Regions from separate parts of the Homo sapiens genome. Here region 2 is linked to region 1. The links are chromatin loops, found by intact Hi-C in ENCODE. Cell type or tissue: PC-3. All regions are shown on one strand. Each heading gives the region's core, and the rest is flanking DNA. Links, peaks and the distances in the headings are about the cores only.

Region 1 (8,348 bases), core at 117-8,116:
GCACTTACTGAGCAATGTCCTACTTGCTGAAAATGGAATCTTATAAAAGTTGGGCTGTTTCTAAAATGTCCATGGGCATTCTAAACCTGTAGTCTGAGCCAGATGTCTGGAAGCTCTTAGAGATGATTTTTATTTTTTCTAATACAGTCATATCTTTCCCTTTGCTGTTTTCTTTGCACTTATCTGTCTTGTCTTATTTTGGTTTGGTTCCTTCTGTCCCTGCTGTAAACAGAAGTATGTCCTTTCTTCTCCCTCTCAATTTATTGACTTTTCTTTTTCTTTTCTTTTTTTTTTTTTTGAGCATATGTGAGCATACAGCATCTGTTTCCAAGCCTATACCAGATGGATGAAAATAATTATTGGAGAAATCTGAGAAAAGGAAGATCAAGGCACTTTTAACATCAGCAGAAGATAATGAAAGGGTAGAACAAAAATTGAAAACCAGAGACACTGTCAGGAGTAAACTAAAGCCACTTCTCAGAGTTTCCATAGATCCAATGGCACTGCCATAAATCTAGATTGAGAAAGTCCATTAGCAGTTATTGCAGATACAGTTACCTTCTCCTCACCCCAAATTCTAAATAAAATATATCAAAATAAATGAACAGATTGGTTATTATTTAAATATTAACCCAATTTGCCAGCTTCTTTTAGGTCGTAAATTTGCATGGACTCATGGTAATCCAAATGACTGTATAACCAATCAGGATATTTAGGAAAAAAAAAAAAAGAATCAGTGGCAATACTCAAGCCCAGGTTCCATGCCATCTGCAGGAGCTGTGCCACCGTTTTTATTATAAAAGAAACTACTATTAGGATGCAGTCGGACTGGTTTTTCCAAGCACTAAATCCATATGGGTAGAACTCAATAAATACCATGCACATAATAATTACTAACATCTGTAGAGTGCTTTCCGGTCTACATGTTGCTTTGTTTAACCTTCATAACTGTTATAATCCTCTTTTATAGCTCAGGAAACTGAGGCTTAGGGAGGTAAAGTGATCTAGTTAAGAGCACACAGCAAAAAACTTTTAAACCATAAATTTTGACTCTATAATGAAGTTTTTTGATTCCAAATCCAGAGCTTCTGCTACCTTGTGGTGCCTCTCTGAAAATGTTTTAACAACAATAATGTTGTGATTATACCTTTCAATGTAATTTTTAGAAAATGTTGCCTTTTAGTATCTTCCAGCCACAGCAGCTAATATTTTATGAGGTCATATTTCTGAGTTATTTGTAGTATGGAAACTGAACATTTGAAAACATTATTGAAATCTATTTAAAAACTGTTATTTGGTTAATTTGTAAACCTCAACCTCCTTGCCTCAAGTGATCCTTCCACCTCAGCCTCCCGAGTAGCTGGGACTAAAGACATGCACCACCATGCCTGGCTAGTTTTTGTAGAGACAGGGTTTTGTCATGTTGCCTAGGCTGGTTTCAAAGAGTTTGTAGTGATTTTGAAAGCGAAAGCAAGCTAGATAAAGCCTACTTTATGAAACATGTGCTTGGAATAAAATAGATTAGGATTTAAACCCATAATAATAAAGAGCCACGCCACCTCTCCTTATAGGGAATATTTAATATATTCCCCTAGAACATAAAGAGTTAATTGTTAATCACTTAACAGGAAGACTAGGAGAAGGGGTTCTACGACATTAAAAGCAAAAATGGGAAGAAATGTTTTAAATAAACTAGAAATCGGTGGGACCACACATTCACTTAATAAATCTTTACTGGCCATTTACTATGTATCATATAATGCCAAATACTTGGGGAAATTTAAATTTTAGAAGACAAAGCCTATCTTTTTGAAGAGCTCAAAGTGCAATGGAGAAGAAAGCAATGAATAAAATGTTTGAATTAAGAAGGAGAAACTTGTCTGCAGGAATAAGCAAAGGAAGTAAAATTAAATTAGAGTTCTGAAGGATAAATTGTATCTTCACAGGATGAGAAATGGGTAAAATGCATTTGGAAAGGAGCAGCTCACGCAATGGCATAAAAGTATGAGAAAGAGATTAAGTTCATGCAATGGTGACATGGTCACTGCAAGTAGATCACAGGGTACTTGAACGAGTGGTGAGAAAGGAGTCTGAAAGACTGCAGGGGCCGGTTTGAGAGGGGTCTTTGATGACACGACGAGATGTAGTGACTTTGCAGGCTCCAGGGTGCCAACAGCCTATGCTTTTCAGGCAGGCAATAGCACCATGGAATGTGCAGTTTAGAAAGACAATTCCGGTGGCTTAATGTGGGAAGAGACTGGTGGCAATGCAGTATTTTATAGGCTGTTGCAGCTGTAGCAGCAAGATGGACCTATAGAATTATGTATATTGTCCTAAATTAGAGGGTGTATTTTACTTTAGAATAATCAATGCCGTTAATAATTGTAGGCAGTTCATAATATAAAACGTTTTCAAGCAAGGGCAGGTTTGGGGAGGAAGGCCTTGAGGAAGATTCATTATATAGTAAGCTAATAGGAATAAAGGCTTCAATGTGATGTCCGATGTCTTAGGATGGTGACAGTTCTTTTAGTTTTAGCTCTCCAAAAAGTATTTCCACCATTTTATTTAAATATCTCTATTAGCATCCTTATATGTTAGGGATTTCTTCTTCTTTTAAAAAACTTAATTTCAGAGACCTCTCCTGAGAAAAAAATAGAAAGAAACTCTTTATGCTTGCAAAGCTAATAAGCAATACATTGTATTGGGAAAAAATATAAAAATAAGTAGAGAACCTTTTATTTAAAAATGGAAATAAGTCTTTAAAGTCGTTTTTTCTGAAACAAATGTGGTCTTTTGTTACATTGAGTGGGAAAATCTTAAATCAAACTTTCCAGGATAGAACATTAAAAAACAAAACCCATCAACTCTGAGCTCTCTCTCTACTGTTGAGCACAAAACCAAAATCACAAATGCACAACATTTACTTTCATAGTTCACGGTGACTGATTTGTGTATTGAACACAATGATTTTCTTCCTTTGTGCTTCTTTAAAAAAAGTAACATTAACTTGCAAAAAAGACTCCAAATTGCTTATGTAGGAACAAACTTAAAAGTGAGACAGAATTTCATCTACAAGGCTTAAAACATCTCTTAATTGTTATGATGTAACAGCAGTCTAAAAATTTTTATCAACAAACAAAAAATCAGTCAAGCACACACACCTTCTGAGACCATCTTGTCTGGATAACATCTTCAAAGTTAGGACTGAGTGATTACTAGTCTACGTTCTATGCTAAGGTGCTCAAGAAAAACAACTTCATATTGAGTGACATAAACAAGTGCAGCAAATCTTTTTAAATTTGCATGTTGTTTTGGGAGCCTTTTAAAAGAAACTGTAAGCCAGCATATGGAAAGTTATAAATGGAGCCCAAGTTTGCTTGGAATCTAATTAGAGATGCCTTCCAGCTGTTGCCACTGCCTGGAGCCTCTATTTCCTCTTACTCTCTCCTTCCAAACAAACCATGGAAAAGCAAGCTGAACACCAGTTCTCTTGCCTGACGCAACATGAACTGATTTAGGCAGTCTGGCAAAAAGGAGATGAAAAAATCAGCCTCCTTATTAAATGTTGCTGTACATAAAATGTACAATGAAAATTCAGTCGAATTAAGGACAGAGGTATAGAAGCAAAATTAACGTTAAAAAATTTAAGTGCATTACCAGCAGCACAAAAGGCATTATCAATATTATGACTAAAGACAGCATGGTGTCTAATGTTCACCTATTTGTAGAAAAATGAAAGAATCCATTAATTATTTTTCTATTTGCACTATGTTCTCCAAACTAGACACCTATGATAACCAAAGAAGGTCTTTGAACCCCTAACTTTGATAAAGATCAGGCTCCTACATCATAGATTGGTTATTTTTTTCTCTATGGATATTAACCTGCATGTTTTGACTTTAGCCGATACATATATACAAATAGATACATAACAGAGCTTAAGGCATGGAAGGTTGGGAGAAGGATGTGGCATTGATGTAGCTCTTTGAAGAGAAATAAAATTTCAAATAGGCTGAGAAGAGGGTGATTGTGGTATAAATTTACCTCTCTCATTTCTTTAATCTTCTACTTTCCACTAATTTCCCTATATTTTCTCCTCAGCCTTCACCTTCAAGCATATGTCTCTCTCTATCTTGAAAATATCCTCTCTTGGAACCCGCTATTTTTTAAATTGCCACATTTCTCTTTCCTTTCTTGCAAGATTAAACCCCGCACGCAGGCTACACCCACTCTTGCCATTTCTACTCTACCAACCCTTTTAATAACCTCTTCAGAATCAAACCATTTGTGTTTTGGGAGCGGGATGGGGGTGGGAAGATAAAAATGATGACTTTCTTCTTAAAATAGCAATTTAAAAGCACGATAAAATTTAAATAATAACTAGAGCTGTCTGAAGAGAACATTTCTTTTCAGGCAAATGTGAAATTAAGTAATCTGTTTCATGTTGCGGTAGACATTTTTCTGAATGGCTCACACAGAACATAAACCTTAAAAGCCAACAGCATACTGTGGGGGGAATAATTTCTGTTTACCCTCAGTTCAGTGTTCTGTCCCATTAACAGCTCTACCTCTAAATATGCATGACATTTCCTTTCAAAAATTTTCTGTTTAATGTTTCAAATGCACACACTAGATCTGACTTAGTAAACCAATTCCTTAATAATGAGTCATCTGGCCAAACATGAGTCAGAGTAATAAAGCTCTCGAGACACTTCACTATTTGAACTTTAGGGACATATATAAACCTGTGAACGATTTCACAGCCTGAAGAAAGAATTTTTAGCTGTTATGAGAAGCTGGGTAAGAGAGAACCAGCACTTCCCTGTTTTCATGTCTTATCTTTTCTGAATTTGTAACATTGATTAGAAGAACCTCTGTTCTATGATTTTTTATTTACAGAGATTGCAATGATCATGTGTAGCATTAAAATACAAATTTCACAGACAGTATATTTTACTTTGTGTATATTAAACATGTTTTTTTCTTGAACATTTGGCAACTATAATCAACATGAGATTAACTGTTTCATCAGAATGTGTTTATATGGTTGCATATTATCAAATGGAATTTGGTTTCTGAAAAATGGAATGAAAGTATGGAACAAAATGGCAGAGCTAAAAGTCAGAATATTCCCAACCTTGTATTTTAGTTAATTTTACTGTGATCTATCAGCCACCCAATAGATTTTTTTTCTGAAAGCCTTCTAGTTTCTCTTGTCTTCAAGACTATGTTCATTGGGGTATTAAGTAATGTACCTTCTATCATTGCTTCTCTCTTGAATTATTGTTCTCTTTCCATTCTTAGTGTTATCATTACGGTTTTTTTTCAGTATTTTGTTTCTCATTCAGACAGCTTCCTACTGGTTTCCCTGTTTTAGAGTTGGAGAAATAATAATGAGACATGGATAAAATACAATTAGGCAATGATAAAACGATAAGAAAACAAGGTATTGACAATGAGTTGTAGTGGGCATTTTACAAAATACACATTGATCGAGAATAAATTTTATGTGTGGTTCCCTATACCTGTTCTGGTATGCCTAACTACAGCTTAGTTATTGAATAATAGTTTCCTTGTATGCTTTCCTCACTACTGGGCTATTGAATTTGATGACAAGTGAAAAATTTGAGAGTTTGAGATCATCTGAAAAAGCTTCTCTACTTCACAAACCTTGCTGTTTTATAATTATTTTCTGTGTACCTCCAGTATCCTGGTTTGAATGTTAAAGTATTTCATTTTCATCTCCATGGTGGTGTTATAAAACCGCAGGATTATTAGTGAACTGCCTCAACTTTAATAGCTATAATTGATTCTGGTGTATTCATCAAAATGACAGCTATAATTTGTAGAAAAAAAAGAATCAAAGAATTTTCTTATAAAAGATGTGTTTAATAGATCTGTAGCTTTTTATTATTGCTGCTGCTGATTCATTATTTTTACATTTTATAACTTGATGCTGGTACTTCTTGAGAATGATTGCCTTATTAACATATTACTTATTTGTAGCATTAAGTCAGTAACTTATTTTCTTGATATGTTAAGAAAATTCCCTCAAAGTAGATTGAATAGGGCAGTGTTTTTCAAACAATGACCCAGGAGCCCTGGAGATTGGCAGAAGTGCCCCGAGCCTGCCTTAGAAGGAAGGGGTTGAGGCTGGAACCTGCACTAGCAGATCTACTTTCTTTTGTTTTATATGCTGGACTTCTTTTCCATCAAGAAATTCATTTGACTGAAAAGTGACACATTGAAAAAGAGTTTGAAAAATTATAGAATAAGTTTCAAGTCCAACAGAGAAATAAACCAATTTACCTTTGGCAAACATAGGTAACGTGAACTGGGCAGCTCCTCTAGGTGAAAAATAAGTAATGGGAGAGAGAGACTACAGTGCAGATCCTGAGCAGACACCATGGAGAAGTGACACCCACACTCTGATCACACCTGGAGGAGGCATCCAGCACGTTGGAAGTGAAGTAGCACTTACCCAACAACATAACCTGGGTTGCCTAAAGTTTTACACTTTAAGATTTAAAATAAAGGGGCTTAGAGAAGGGATTTGAACTTGTAAAAGATTATGAGATTCTTATTCTTTAAAAAATAAACAATCACAAATGTTCTTTTGCAGGATATGTTCTGTAGTGCTTGTTCTTAAAATCTAAGAAAGGGAATGTTTGGGCTAACATGTTACATCAGATGGAGGTTGGACGTTTTGATTTCAATACTGTGTGTGGTAACTAAGGTGAATGCATTAAAACAAACATTCCTCTCAATGAAATCTTTCTCAATGTCTGCACAGCTGTTAACTCTTTGGCCCAGAAAACTGCATCAAAAGCCAGCAGTAATACAACTTATGCAGGTTGGCCCATAAACTGTTTAGTGAGTACTTTGCTTTTGGAGAACAAAAAGAAGAGATCACCAATGTGGAAAAGTTGTAATAAATGACAATGTTCTATAAATTAAAGCAAATGACCTATTTTTAGCTATTTTAAAATAAGAAGCAAAATAGGTGGACTTCAAGTTTTAACAAAAATCTTGCCAGATGTAAATCCTTAAAAATTATAATTCTAAAAATGTAAGTGCAGGACCACCAACTACTGCTCAGACTCTTTTGCCTTGACATTAATCCAAGAGAAAGGGAAAAACATGTATGTGTGCCTGTGTTTGTCTCTCTCTCTCTCTCTGTGTGTGTGTGTGTGTGTGTGTGTGTGTGTGTGTGTGTGTGTGTAAACACTTGATATTTGATGCAATCAATAGTCTGAAGTAGCAACATTTTCATTTTGATGAAAATAGGGATGTTGAGTGCATACATTGGCTCTTTCTGTTGATTTCTTTTAATCATCAACCATCTGACCATATGGATGGACTAATAACATGCAGAGTTTTGGCTACAAGTCCAACGTAGTGAAGTAAGGGAGAATGGTGAATTCACCCAGTTCATTCAACTCTGGGACAGCCGTGAGGCCAGACAAGCATGCTTGCCCTAATGTAGCACCCTGCCCCAACATTCACCTGTGCTGCTTTTTCTTTCTTTTGAAATATTAGTGAGTGGCTGAGCCAGAACTCAGATGCAGACCTTCTGACACCACTTACTATGATAAAAGAAAAAAAAATCTATAACTGCAATCCTTCAAAATATAAAACCTAAGGGAGTCAGAAAAAGAAGGGAGAAACAAAGACTATTATTTATTGGTAGGCTTTGAAATGTGAAATATAATTGTCAAAGAGATTCCTGTAACTTGTGATACATGTCTGCTGGAGCAGGCACCTTTTTTTTTTTTTTTTCTAATAGTTGAATGAATAAACTTGAATTTGTCCTTGACTCCTCCTTTTCTTCCTGTTGCATTTGTAGTTCATCAAAAAATCTTGTCTGCTCTATCTGCAGAATATACTCAGAATCCATCACTTTCCATCACCCCTCCCTCTGTCCCATGATCTCTCACACAGGTTAATGCTATGGTCTCTTTAACAGATCCACCTGCTCTCCATCCGACCTGCATGATCTATCCTCAACACAGCCACTAAAGCAGTTCTGTTAAAAATGAAGTTAGATCAGGTTCCCCTTCTGCTCCAAGCTTCCCAGTGGATCCCATTTTAGTCGAGTGAAAGTCAGTGCCCCTGCCTGTGCCTACATTACACTACAGGATCTGGCTTCTTTAACTGCTTTGACCCCATTTCCTCTTAATCTCTCCTGGTCTGTCTCTGAACTAGCTTAGTGGGGCTGTCCTGTAATGGTACTTGAACACACCAGGGGTGTTCCTGTTGTAATACTTATGCATTCACTCTTCTTTCTGCCTGGAGAAGCTACATACAACGATCCCTTCCTTGCCTCCCTTCTTATCAAGGTCTTCCGT
Region 2 (8,348 bases), core at 142-8,141, 310 kb after region 1:
ATTGCAAAGTATATTTTTATTGTGGGAAGAGGGATGAACTTCTCAGTGTTTCCTAAATCATCTTTTTTAGGTTTAGCTATAAAATTGACCATCAGAGGCAATTATTTTAGGGGAAACACACTAGTCAACATTAGTTATTTCCAGATTAAATTAGGCTTTAACTCATTAGAAAATATGGCGTGTTGCCTCTCCTCTTCTTCTCCCTGGGTTAATGCAGCTCAGTGTGAAGAATGTCCATTTCTGAGTCTGGTTACTGCTGTGGCTGGCCCCATGGGAGTTTCATCATCCTATCATTGCAACATAAATACATTTTGTGATTTCAGGTGGAAAGAGGATTCAAAAATATAAATTAAATTCAGTTTTAGAAAATATAAAAATAATTATTTTTTTACACATATGGTTTTATGGAGACAAATTCATCTTCACCTTACTACTATAATATTAAGGGAGATGGAAGACTTTGCTAAAAATCAGTACATAGTAGCAGTAATAGTGCTAATAAAATAGTAGAAATGGATTTCCATGTTTTTCAAAAGAAGAAAGTTATTGAGAGATTTTGCAGGAAAGATGTGAATTAGAAGGACTCGGTTCTTTGGAGATAATCATTTCACACTTTTAAGAGTTAATTAAGGTTGCAATGCCTCAAAGTGACTATTAGGTGTTCAAAGTTGTAAGGGTAAGACACACTGAGTTTACATACAGTAACAGATGATATTTTAAGGACACATGGGAAAGGAAGACAAGAACCTCAACTTGCACGTAGCCAGGCTTAGAGCATACCTCAACCAGACATGCTGTGCTCAGCCCCAGTGAGGCTGGGACTGATTTCACTTGCTTACCATCTGGTTGCTGTCACACAGCTACAATGTGATGTCCCTTGTGTGATCCCTAGACATTATTATATAATCTTTGGACAGTGTATCAAGAGGCCATGGGTGATGTAGTAGGAATCTGAACCCAAAACCAAGAATCTAGGTAAAGTGACTTTCTAAGGACAATATTTGCTATTTATGCATAAATATGCTAAAATATACACTAACTCCATTTGAACAAATGATATCTTTTCCTTTGGAAATGTGAAGGCCAAATACACACAGAGAGGTAGTCTTCTGTGGGGTATAAAGGCAGTTAGCAGAAATAATGAATTCTAGCCACAGCATTTATCTCTCTCATTTTGCTACAATATCTGTAGGACAGCTATAGTCTTCAAATGCAGTATTCAAATGTTCACTCCATTTTCCACTATAGTGCTCCTCAGCTAACTTCCAACCTCTCTGGTAGAGAATATACAGCAGCTTTCAAGTAACTTTTAGGCCTCAAGGCCCAGAAGACTTGAGGTGCGGACATTAGGTGCTCTCTGATCAAGGCACTGTACTTTGCCATTGTTGTTCTGTTACCATATGACTGTGATAGAAGGCATTTCTGTTTAGAATGCTGGGCCTCAGGATTCTGGACAGGAAATAGGGATTCGTTGCTTATATTTCAAATCAGCAAACTTAGCTGAGAATTAAGGTGGTTCTAGGTCAGCCCCAACTTCCACCTCCATCCCAGAAACTCAGCCAAGAACAGTGGAAGAATTCATAGGTACTCCCACCAATATTGAAATATCCTTCATCTCCTTCCACTCTATCCCTTCTCCAATCTTAGAGAGTTTTTCATACATGTGTGCTTGACTGAAAAGGGGATGGTTACTATCTGCCTATTGATGTCTTCTAAATCTTTCCATCTTACATATGGTGGTGATACTTTATGATACTTTACGGTACTTTAAGATCTTCTAAATCTTTCCATCTTACATCTGGTGGTGATACTTTATGATTTAACACCCATTTGAGGGCACAGTGACCTCATGTCTTTCAGCCCAAATGGGGAGTAACAAAAGTCTTCCCCAGGTTCTCTATCCATGTCTCTGCCTTTTTTCTTATTTTTCTTTCATGTCTTGTCTTCCCTACCATTCGTACCCTCTGCTGTCAAAGTCTGATGCTGACTGTGGTCAGGCCACTTATTTATCCTAAAAGCTTATCAATTTATCAATTTCCACAGAATAGTGCTTAATCTCATAGTTAAAAAATCCAAATTCCTAAGTGATCTGACCCCAATTTGCCTTCCCAATTCTATTTTTCACCACTCTATTTAATTTCTATTCTCCTGGCAAAAGAGAATTTCTTAATGTTTTTCATACGTTATTTTTGCTTCAGTGTCCTGTTAAATGCCAGAAATGTTTTATGCTATCATTTTCAAATGCTCAAATTCTAGTAAATTTTCAGGGTTCATTAAATTTCTCCCTCAATTGCCAACACACATGCGCATGTGTGCACGCGCACACACACACACCCACACTCTGTTGTCCAAACTACCATAAATCTTTCCTTATTCCCTTAAGCACTTATAATTTATCTTATGTTGTAGTAATTTAAGCTGAAGTGGGTAGTCCCACTAGATTAAGTTTTCATTTTCTTAAGTTCAAACAAGTTTCTCACTGATTATGTATCCCCAGAAAAAAATATATAATGATGTATAAAGTATAAGATAGGCAACACATTTGTGATCAAAATGATTAATTTTAGATTTGAATTCTTACCTAAATAGATTTTTTTTATTGAACCACAAGGAGAAAAATTTGATTTTGAAGAGGCTTTATTTTACTTCAGCCAGCTGTATCATTATGTATGTGCACACGCAAAGGGACACACACACCATTGCAGAGCATGTGGATGATGGATTTTGCTTTAAATAATATCAAGCTAGGCAACTATGTTCTAGTTTTTGGAAATTTTAGGCAATAATAGGAAGAAATAAAAGACTATTTTGTATTTTCAGTTGTTAATTTGCTTTGGCTTTTAGGAGAAAGGAGACAATTTCAATTTAATGTCTTCATTAATCAACTTTCAGTTCAGCCTCATCATGTGCTGCATTTGTTTAAATTTATTGCCCAGCAAGCTAGCAATTTCAAGAGTGTTTAGCATTGTCAGTCAGTCCACTAGTGTGATATGAAAGAAGCAATGAATGTCACTTTTAGGGCATCTCCTTTCCTGTACAGTTTCAGTTTATTAATCCCATTTGCTTCACTCATGAAATTGTAATGAACCATATTTTCACACTCTTTATCAACTAAAAATGGCCCATAGAGCTTTTTTAAGAACCTTCATTTAGAAAGGTGAAAATGAAAGTTAACATTATGTATTTTAAGCCTTTAAATCTGTAATATGAACTTTATGAAGTTAAAGGATGATTTTCAGTTAAAAGAAAGAAGGTCCTGGAATAAAAAAGGAATAATGTCAACAAAAGAGGGAGTGATCAGATTGAGTCATGAGGGAAATAAGGAAAGGGGAAAACAATAGAATTGGTTTGGGGTTAGTCAATAAAATAACTGAACAGATGATACAATCAAGACTTCTAGATAGTGAAAGAAAGAAAGAAGATCAGTGAATAAAGTCAACAGAAAGACAACCAGTGGAGAAAAAAAGAAAAACACAATATTTCATGGGCTTTATAAAGACCCAGAAAAAAATATCAGAGGTTTAGAACTGAGAATTTAGTTTTTTACTTTTGTTTTTTAAAAGAAGCATTGAAGTTATCGTTCACCTCAGTCACCTCAAAATTTAATTATATCACCAAGGAAGTGAGTACTATAACACATGCAGTAATGGACCTAAGATTCTTTAAAAGATCTTTTCACCAGACATAAGCCCTAAAAAATTTCTGTCATACAAGAGTAAGAAAAACAGAAGCCAAAGTAACCCTAAAAACTAAGCATCTGTTTAAAGAGTTTTAAAAAACATTTTGTTGTTGTTTTGTAAATTGTTTACTCCACAGTAGTCTATCATATTTAAATTCAAAATAGAGAAATAATGTATTAAGGACTATTCATGATGCCTAATAATAATTAGTTTCCTTTACTATTTACTTTGAAAGACCTACTGAATTTTTCTCTCTATTGTTTCTTTTCATGGAAAGATGACTAGGAAGGTCATTTTACCATATTGAACAGATGGATGAAATAATTGAGTAATATTGAATGCTGTACTTACTGGCTAATCTAGCAAAATGGATTTAATATTTCTATAGGGCTAAGGGGCATCATATTATTTCATTACTTTTGTTTCTGGAAACTAGAGTTTAAGTATTTAAAACAAGTCAAAGTAGGCATTGAAAAAAGTATTGAAAAGCTGTGAGGCATGTTCCCTGTTCTGCAAGGCTTTCAATTAAGAGCTCTTTTATTTCTTGGGATCTAATATACCCAATTTCATTTTGTGTCATCAAATCACGTTCCAATGATTTTAGTATGATTATGGCGTATTGGATTTAGAAATGTAAACTAGATGAACTGAGAAGAAAGTATGCTACTGAAAATAAATTATTACAAAGAATCCATGTAACTGCTCTGGGTTGCAATTTCCCAGGACAATTATTTCTTTTTGGCCAAAAATTTTTAAAAAAATAAACAGGAAATTTTTTGACCACTCATGTCTTTTCTTTAGTCAAAAGTCTCCTGTGAAAGTAAGGCTTGTCTTGCAAAGTTATTCCTGAAGCAAATTGACTCAGAGGGCAGCATGACTTATGGTACTGTTACTTTGTATAAACAGTTCTGTCTTATGAGTAATGCTGGGTGAGGTCATGATTTTTAAGCACTTATGGTTTTTGTTGAATCCAATGAGTTTGACAAAAAATACTTCAGGAAGAAGTCAAATTAACATGCTACATTCAAAGGGCTTTACACTTCTTACATATTTACTAATATTGATGATTTTCACACTATGAATTTTCAAGAAACTTAGGAAATCTCTCAGGTAACAGGCATGGTGGCAGCATTCAGTAATATAGATGAGGGTTCAAGAATTGTGTGATTTTGGTTTAGTCATTTCCTCCAGAAGTCAGTTTCTTGTATTATAAAATGAGGAAATTCAGGCCTATACATCTAAAATTCAAGTTGTTTTATCTATGCATACAAGTTTTAAGGCAATTTTAATAAACTTTTAATTTTAGAATAAATGTAGATTTACAGAAAAATTGTGAAGATAGTATATCTTGTTACTCCTGCTGTTCATATCTTACATTTGGTATATTTGTCATAACTAATGAAATAATTGATACATTGTTATTAACTGAAATCCATACTTTAATTAGATTTCCTTTATTTTTACCTAATGGTCTTTTTATATTCCAGAATTCCATCCAGGATATCATATTACATTTAGTTGTCATATCTCCTTGGGCTCTCTTGGCTGTTACAATTTCTCAGACTTCTTTGTTTATTATTTTTTTTAAATTTTTAAACTTTTAATTTTTTAAAAAAAATTATGGATACATAGTAGGTGTGTACATTTTGCAGAACTGTTTACAATAGCTAAGATTTGGAAACAACCTAAGTGTCCATCAATAGATGAGTGAATAAATAAAACGTGGTACATTTACACAATGGAATATTCAGTCATTAAAAAAAAATAAGATCCAGTCATTTGCAGCAATATGGATGGAACTAGAGATCATTATGTTAAGTGAAATAACCCAAGCACAGAAAGACTTCCTTATTTTTGATGACTGGCAGTTTTGAGAAGTGTGGGCTAGGTATTTTGTTGAATTTTTCTCTATTGGAATTTGTCTGAGATAGTTCTTATGCCTGGTTTCAGATTATAGGTTTTTGGGAAAAGAATTTACAGAGGTCAGGTGTTATTCTTATCACATCACATCAAAGGTACATACTGTCAACATGATTTATCACTGATGATGTTGGCTTTGATGACCTGGCTGAGATAGTGCTTTTCAGATTTCTCCACTGTAAAGTTACTCTTTTTTTCTTCCCCTTTCCTATGTTCTGCTCTTTGGAGGAAATTTTTATGTGTAGCCCATACTTTAGAAGTAGAGAGTTCTGCTCTATCTTCTTGAGGGTTCAGTATCTACAGAAATTCTTTGCAATTCTAGTGATTATGATTAGGTCTCGGTTTTAGCTTGTGCCTCTGAAATGTGAACTTTATAAGTGCATTTAGTCCTCTATCCCCATGATGGAAGCATGAAGGGATTTTGCACTGTGCACTGGGAGAACCACATTGAACTCCTGGAGGTAAAACTCATAAAAGTGTGGGGACTCCCTATCACTGCTCCCCATCCTGGAGTTTTGAACTCTCAGACTTGCCTACAATGAGCCTCTAGCAATCAATTACTGTTTAGGTTTTTCTGCTCTGGTTCTAGTTCCCATGGCCGTTTCTGCTTCAATAAGCCATGACTCCTTGTATGCACCTGTCTGTCAATCCAATTTTGGGGTCAGTGATTTGCCCTGACACCTGAATTCTCTGACAGCTCTAGGACAAGTTGTTGATTTTTGAGCTTCTTCAGCTTTTTCCTTGTTAGGATAAAGTAACAACATTCAAGTTCCTTACATGATGGGCCCAAATTGAAAGTCTGAAAAACGTTGAACATTTCTTTTGGGCAAAAATCCCCTCAGTTTCATTCATCTGACAAGATTTGTATTTCTCCTTAACTTTTGAGAGATAATTTCACCGGGTGTAGACTTATAAGTTGGTGGTTCTTATCTTTCTATACTAAAGATTTTGTCATACTCTCTTTTTCCTTGCATGTTTTTTTTCTGAGAAGTGTACTGTCTTTCTTATCCCTGTTCCTCCAGAAATCAAGTACTTTATTTTCTCTTAGGCTTCTCTAAAGATGTTTTTTTGGTCTTTGGTTTTCTACAGCTTGAATATGACACGTCTAAGTATATGTGTCTATGTTTTTGTGTTTTTTTTTTAATATTTATGCTTCTCTGAGCATCCAAAATCTGTAATTTTTTGTTTGGTGTTAATTTTGGAAGGTTCTCAACTATTATTTCTTCCAATGTTTCTTCTGCTCCATTTTTTGTTTTTCTCCTTCTGATATTCCAATTATACATATATTTTAACTTTTGATATTATCTTACAGTTGTTGGATAGTCTGTTCTTTTAAGATTCTTTTTCAGTTTATTTTAGTTTGGAAAGTTTCAACTGATTTATCTTCAAGCTCACTCTTTATTTCCCTGGCTGTTTTGAGTACACTGAAGAGCCCGTCAAAGGCAGTATTCATTTATTTTACTATGTTTTTTACTTCTAGCATTTCCTTTTGATTCTTTCTTAGGATTTCCATATGTCAACTTATTTTACCTATCTGCTCTTGAATATTATCTACTGTTTCATTAGAGCCCTTACCATAATAATTCCTATTAATTGAAACGCCCAGTCTGATAATTTCAATACCTATCTCAGCCATGAGTCTAATTATGGTGATTCTCTGTTTCATCAGATGGCATTTTTTATTGCATTTTGACATTCTTTATATTTTTTTGTGAAAGCCAGGCATGTATCAGGTAAAACAAATTAAAGTAAATAGGACCTTCGTGTCAGGATTTATGGTAATCTGGCTAGGAATTGGGCTGTGTTTAGCACATGCTATAGTTATAGTTGCCAGATGCTTCATGTTCTTCTAGTGTCCTTGTATTTGTCTCTTCTTACCTTGAGTTTCTCTGAGTGCTTCTAGTCAGAGGGAGTTTGTGTTGCAGCCCTTTTAGATGTAATCTACTGTTATACTGGAATTGTATTTGTGTGGTGGTAAGGTGTGGGAGAGTAGGAGCATTATATAATCTTGCAATTAAATCTGTCCTTTAGTGGGTTTGTATCCCTGGGGTGTGACCTTCACAACTGTTTCTCTGGTGGTATGGACTAATTTTCCTTAGATTCCCACTTCTTTCCCAAACTGCAGTGTTCCCAATTTATGTCCTTGAAGCCCTGGTCCTTGTTGACTATGTATTTCTGCTCTTTGGTGAAATGGAAGGGTTAGCGTAGGCTGGAGCAAGAGAAATTTCCTTCTCCAAGCTGGGATAAGGTTCCGGCATAGCCTTTTCTACTGAAGAGTGTGCCTTTGTTATGGAGAATGCTCTGAGTGTATTTCAAAATGATTCATTTTTCCCTCCACTTTACAGAGCCATAAGGGGACTTTTCTCCCGTCTTCACCATCAGAATCTGGTAGAGCTCCTGGAGGTAAAGCCTATTAAAGTGTGGGCCACTTCTAAGACTGTGTTTCTCACTCTTTAGATAGTCTACTCTCATGCAGTTAATCAAAAATTACCATTTAAGTGTTTCTTTGTTTTCAGCACTTTAACAGCTTCTGCTTCAGATAAGCAGATATTGGTCTCTGGTGCATCTGTTTTCCCAAATTTCAGGATGATAGTTTGCCTTGCAACTTCAGCTCTCTGATGAGTCTGAAAAAAGACATTGATTTTAAGTTTGTCCAATTTTCTCTTATTGTAATGACAACAGTGACAGCCTCTATGCTGTCAAAACTAAAACCAGAAGTCTAGCTTGCCATAATTATTAGACATGGAA

The links. Peaks named below come from ENCODE experiments on the same cell type or tissue, not always from the same donor. Only the 100,000 strongest peaks of a DNase experiment are listed, where the experiment ranks them.
Region 2: a loop joins it to region 1, with 5 times the contacts of the local background. A loop is called at or near these places in 4 of 110 quality-filtered maps.

The regions. Positions count from the first base shown.
Region 1 is chr4:113,954,721-113,963,068 of GRCh38, forward strand. The region is part of intron 1 of ARSJ (arylsulfatase family member J); the gene reads right to left. Among named protein-coding and RNA genes, the nearest start is that of ARSJ, 21 kb to the right of the region's middle. In PC-3, for the core only: no CTCF peak of the experiment used is centred there; a DNase peak (open chromatin) is centred at 4,671; H3K4me3 peaks cover 4,159 bases; H3K27ac peaks cover 4,555 bases.
Region 2 is chr4:114,267,906-114,276,253 of GRCh38, forward strand. No RefSeq gene overlaps it. Among named protein-coding and RNA genes, the nearest start is that of ARSJ, 290 kb to the left of the region's middle. In PC-3, for the core only: no CTCF peak of the experiment used is centred there; a DNase peak (open chromatin) is centred at 4,566; H3K4me3 peaks cover 675 bases; H3K27ac peaks cover 2,586 bases.